Regions from separate parts of the Homo sapiens genome. Here region 1 is linked to region 2. Evidence: read pairs that join two places in POLR2A ChIA-PET (ENCODE). Cell type or tissue: PC-9. All regions are shown on one strand.

Region 1 (2,500 bases), 120 kb before region 2:
CAGAGTAAAGAGAATTTATGGATATATATGCATATCTTGCTAATAAGTTTGGTTTATCATCACATCAAGATAAATTGCCTTTAGCATAGAACTTGAGATAAGTAGACGTTCACTAGCAAGTGCTAACATTTGGATCAGGGCAAAGGCGTTTCCAGGAGTGTTTTTATACCAGACCCCTGCTTAGTCCATGGGGCTGAGGCATGTCACATAACTCAGAGCAAGAGCCTTCTATTTGTGTAAGACCCAACCCTGGGAAGGATGCCCGAGACAATAGCTATGCCTCTGCCCCAGCCTGATGCCATGTGATCTAGAGCCTGGGCAGCAACAACCCTGTGGTCAAAGACATGGAAGAAACACTCTGCAAATCCCACAGTCTGTTCGACGGCTTGGAAAGGAAGCAAGTGGCATTGGGACAATTGCTCTACATGCCTACAGCTTACCTGTCAACTACAGGGGGCTGCCAAGGTGTGCAAGACGACCTGGGGGCAGAGCCATGCTCAGGGCACAGATAGATGGGGATGGGAGTCGAGATGGGGCATGGGAAGTGATGAGGGCTCTGAGAACACATGAAGCAGGTATTGGACATCAGCAGATAGATGAGACTCCTTGGCACCACAGTCCGAGCCTGGGGTTGGGGGATAGCTGGGGAGTTGTCAGGCAGGAACATTGATGTAGTCATCTGAATCACTGTCCTCCATCATGGCGGCAGGCTGGTGGTAGAGGCTCACGTATTCACAGCTGGTCTTCAGAGATGGGGCATGGAGCCAGGGAGATTCAGACACCTGGGGACAATGAAAGAAGCATCACTGGATCTGGGTAGGGTGATTTTAATATCTCCCCAGGTGGATTTTCATAGTGGGCAATGGGGCATGGACATGGCTGCTGAGTTCCAGAAGGCAAAGACACAGAGATGGCTCAGCTCCATCAAGTGGAGTAGCCCTGGGGATTTTCAGGGTAGTGTCTCACCTGAGATAACTGGAAAACCTAATGTGGGCAGGAAATGCCTTAAATGGGGCTCAGAGTAAAATCATGTGGCTAAGCATGGGCCTGAAAGAGACCCAGCTGCCAGAGGAGTATCCCCTCGGGGATAAGATGCTGTGACTTATGGCATAAATATGCATCTTCTTAGGGAGTTATTCAGAAGTAGAGTGAGTCACCCTCAGCACCTCTGTAAGGGCTCAGAGATGCTGTGATGTGGCGTCGTGACAGTGCATTCCAGGAAGGGGGATGGATGGTGAAGGGGATAAGATGGCAGCCCACATGGAACACTGGTGCTCCTCTTCCCCAGACAGAAACTTCAGGATCATCCACCTTGAGGACAGTCAGTTCTCAAAAGACAGGACTGTGCCAGTGACCCCAACATGGCACAGTTACTATCTCATCCACTGAGGAAGGCCACAAGGGGGACAGTTATGTATTTAAACACAAGCTCTGAGAATTAGACGTCCAGCAGCCTGAATATAGTAGGCATTCAGGAAGTACTCATTGAAAGGAACTTTTATATATTTTGTACTTTACTAAAGAGGGAAGCAGCAGCAGCTTGCTTTGAAAACATGTTTTCCATCAGTCAAGGAAGTAAGAAGCCACAAAACAGAAAAGAAAAAAAGAGAGAAGGTTGAAAAGAAAAGTAACAGTGAGAGCAAAGAAAACTAAGCAACAAAATTACATGGTCCTGGTATAAATGTCAGTGAGGATGAAACTCAGTCAAGTAATCAGTGAAAGACAGCTAATAAGCACATGTTGGTAGCACTCCACTTAGATGATATAAGACCAGTCAAGAAAGACCTGGATCCCAGAACAGCTCAAGATGTCAACCCGAAGCAAATTAACCAGCACATAACAATAGGAGAAACGATACACAAAGTTGGAGGTGACACAGAGAAATGAGAGATGATCAAGATAAAATTTCCAGGGTGGGAAGGAAGGTGGTAATACCTGAGCTTCCTTTAGAGGCCAAAGAAGAGACTGAGGACGGGAAGAAGATGAGGCTGAGGATGGGGAAGAGGATGAGGCAGAGGAAATCCTCGATGTATGACATGATTTTGTTTTTGTTAAATTAAACGAACTTTGAAAAAAGTGAGCAAGTCCTTTGTTAGTTTTTCACACTATCTTCTATTATGTTTTAATTAACTTTCTTTGTCTGAAATAGAGATGGTTTTAGATTTGCTAAAAAACAAAAATTTGTCTTTCACTGCCTGTTATAGTTCATCATTTGAGATTAACTTATTTGGCTTAAGAAATGGAAATGCTCCCCATGGAAGCTATAATAATGAGTCATTAAGCATAGGCACCTTTTTGTAAATTTGTTCCATCAAGATTTTTGCCCCTAATAGTGGGAATGAGAGTTTCAAGTAGAGAGGCAGGGTCAGCTTGGAACAAGGTGCAGGCCCAGGTGAGGGTCTGTGTGGTCACAGGGCAGTTTTAGAGAAAAGGGCTGCTGGAAAGACGGAGTAGACAGACAGTGTGGCGCCTGTTGTCCCTCCTGGTTGCTGCACCATCC
Region 2 (2,500 bases):
TTCCTTTCGCATGTGGGCCTACATGTTAAAGCAAGCCCCAAATATAGCCCCTGGAAGCTCTGAAGCTGACGCCAAGAGTTTCTTGAAGAAAAATATCTTTATTGTCCTCTTCCTCCTAAAATAGCCTTGCCAAGGATAAGCTGACTCTGAGTTTCTCCTTCATGAATGATTCACTTTGAAAACCTTTAATCCCTGTCACATTCTGTGTCCAATGCTATGTGACTATTCACGTTGGCCTCAGCCTAAAAGACATAGAAAGACGTCTCCACAGCCCCATTATCTAGGGTCAAAATGAAATTTGTATGATTGTCTGCACTTTGGATTTGTGCATGTGTGTTTCTTTCTCTACTCTATTTTTACATATCAAAATCCACTGGTTGTCTTAAACATCTTGACATTCAGTAGACACCCTTAAATTTTCAAATACCTCTATAGGATACAATGCAAAAAAGCATAAATTCTCTATGATTCTTATGTATGTGACAAGCATGAACAACAAATGTTTGCGTCTGGATGCAGCACAGATTTACTCTTTCACACCAGCCTCACAACAACTGAGATTTAAATTCATGCCCAGAAAAATTACAGTTTATTAAATGCCACTCACAAGTAGCTAAACACAGTGACTTTGGAAGATTCTCAGTCTCTGCTCCTAGAAAGGCTGATTCTTTTCTATATAGAGGCATATGCTAGGTGCTTTACCTGTATCACATTTACTCCCCACAAATTGAATTGGGTATGAACACTAAGTATCCCATTTGAAAACTGAGGAGGCTAAAGCTTAGAGAAATTAAGTAATTTGCCCAAGGTCATACAGCTTATAAGTAGAGAACTTAAATCTGTTTGGTTCCAGAACCTAGGCTCCTAATTACCTATTTTCTTTGATCTTTGTAAGAGACTAAAGTAATGCTGCTCATTGCAGAGAACTTCAATAATCCATGTGCTACAAGAATCTATGTTCTGGTTTCCACCATGACCTCAGATTACAGGCCTACTCTCTCTGCTCAACCCAACCCCCAACCTAATGAAAATCGGCGGAAAAAGTCTCATTTGCCCAGTTGCTCTCTAAGGTCGTCCCATCCTATTCTCTATAGAGCCAGGGCTGACTCAGGCAGAAAGCACCCACTGGTGTTGTGAATCACTCCCCAACAATGAAAGAGAAGGTGCAGTGAGCCAGGATGGGTGGCAGGAAAGGATAGGGCAGGGCAGGGCAGGGCAGGTGTGCAGAGAGCAGACCAGGTTGCGGGAGGGAGAGTATTACGTACAGATCCAGAGCGGGTGGAGGTGCTGCTCATCATGCTGTCACAGCTGCCGACACGGGTCACGGGTTCTGAGCCAGTCCCCGCTGGCCACAGCTCCCTCTCGGGCATCACCCGAAACAAGGTGCAGGGATGGCAAAGGGGGCTTCTAGAGGGGAAGCGAGGGGAAGTGAACAATGTCCCAAGCCGGGCCTGAAAAGAGAAGAATCAAAGCCACACATGAGCCGAGGCTTCGGCAAGGCTCTGCCCAGGCCCTGGGCGGCATGGCGGGAAGGACACCAAGCAAGCAGAGAGCTGGAAGGGGGGCATGAACAGCCACTGCCCGACACCCCCGGCCTGCATGGAAGGACCCTGAAGCTGGCTTAAATACATGCAGAAGGACAGACTTAGTTGGTGGAGAGGCAGTCTAGTCAGAAAGAAGCTTCTACTACTTCTCTTACATTTTTCTCTGAACCAAGGAGCTTAATCTACATTTTCATTACTATAAGCAATAAATATTACAGGCGTCAATACCTTGGGTTCTGGAGTTAGTTGGGTCTGGGCTCAAATCCCAGTTTAGCCATTTACAGTTATGTGACTTGGGGCAAATTACTCTGAGTCTGTTTTTCCTCATTAAATAATGTTAGTATAAGGATTAAATGAGAGAACAGTTAGCACAGTTTAGTTGGTAGTAAATACCCTAAGACCTCATGAGTCAATAATTAACTATTATTGTTCTTGTAACAAGAAAAAGACAAGATCTATCTAGGATCAAACTAAATTGAAACAAGAGAAACAGGATCTCAGAAAAGAAGGGTTCTGGTTTGATGGGAGACTGTAGACTTGAGAGAAGAAACAGGTCCCTTAATAATACCTACCTCATGGGGTTATTGTGAGAACGTTTAAAACACTTTGCACAGAGCAAATTGTCACCTGCTATCACAGTCAATATCATCAACATCATCACAACCACCGCTACGATACCCATCTTTAACTCCCTAGCCTGGAGGCATGAACAGGGCACCTGCAGTGGTTGACACAAACCTATTTTCTTTCTAGTGAATCTCTTTCTTTCTAGTGCCTCTGTTGTTGCACACATTCCCAATGAGATTCCCTAGCCTATGTCAAATGAACAAGAGAAATGTCCCATGTAGCTTCCTCCCAACTCTAATTCCTTAGGGAAAAAAAGTTTCAATGTCATTGTAACAATAGTAGTAGCAAAGGAAGGCAGTGCCATCTTCCCTCTGAAAGTCCCAAGGATT

What was found. ChIA-PET counts read pairs that join two places held together with the same protein. Peaks named below come from ENCODE experiments on the same cell type or tissue, not always from the same donor. Only the 100,000 strongest peaks of a DNase experiment are listed, where the experiment ranks them.
Region 1: POLR2A ChIA-PET joins it to region 2 with 5 read pairs; 4 of 35 experiments call an interaction of 5 or more read pairs at or near these places.

What each region holds. Positions count from the first base shown.
Region 1 is chr1:206,904,366-206,906,865 of GRCh38, forward strand. It overlaps FCMR (Fc mu receptor), which reads right to left. Exons shown (of 8, transcript NM_005449.5): 8 at 1-782. The coding sequence ends at 654. Among named protein-coding and RNA genes, the nearest start is that of IL24, 8.2 kb to the left of the region's middle. RefSeq lists an enhancer at 353-1,552. In PC-9, no CTCF peak of the experiment used is centred here; a DNase peak (open chromatin) is centred at 1,126; H3K27ac peaks cover 629 bases.
Region 2 is chr1:207,026,229-207,028,728 of GRCh38, forward strand. It overlaps C1orf116 (chromosome 1 open reading frame 116), which reads right to left. Exons shown (of 4, transcript NM_023938.6): 2 at 1,266-1,451. The coding sequence starts at 1,370. Among named protein-coding and RNA genes, the nearest start is that of C1orf116, 5.3 kb to the right of the region's middle. In PC-9, no CTCF peak of the experiment used is centred here; a DNase peak (open chromatin) is centred at 1,163; H3K4me3 peaks cover 1,222 bases; H3K27ac peaks cover 2,500 bases.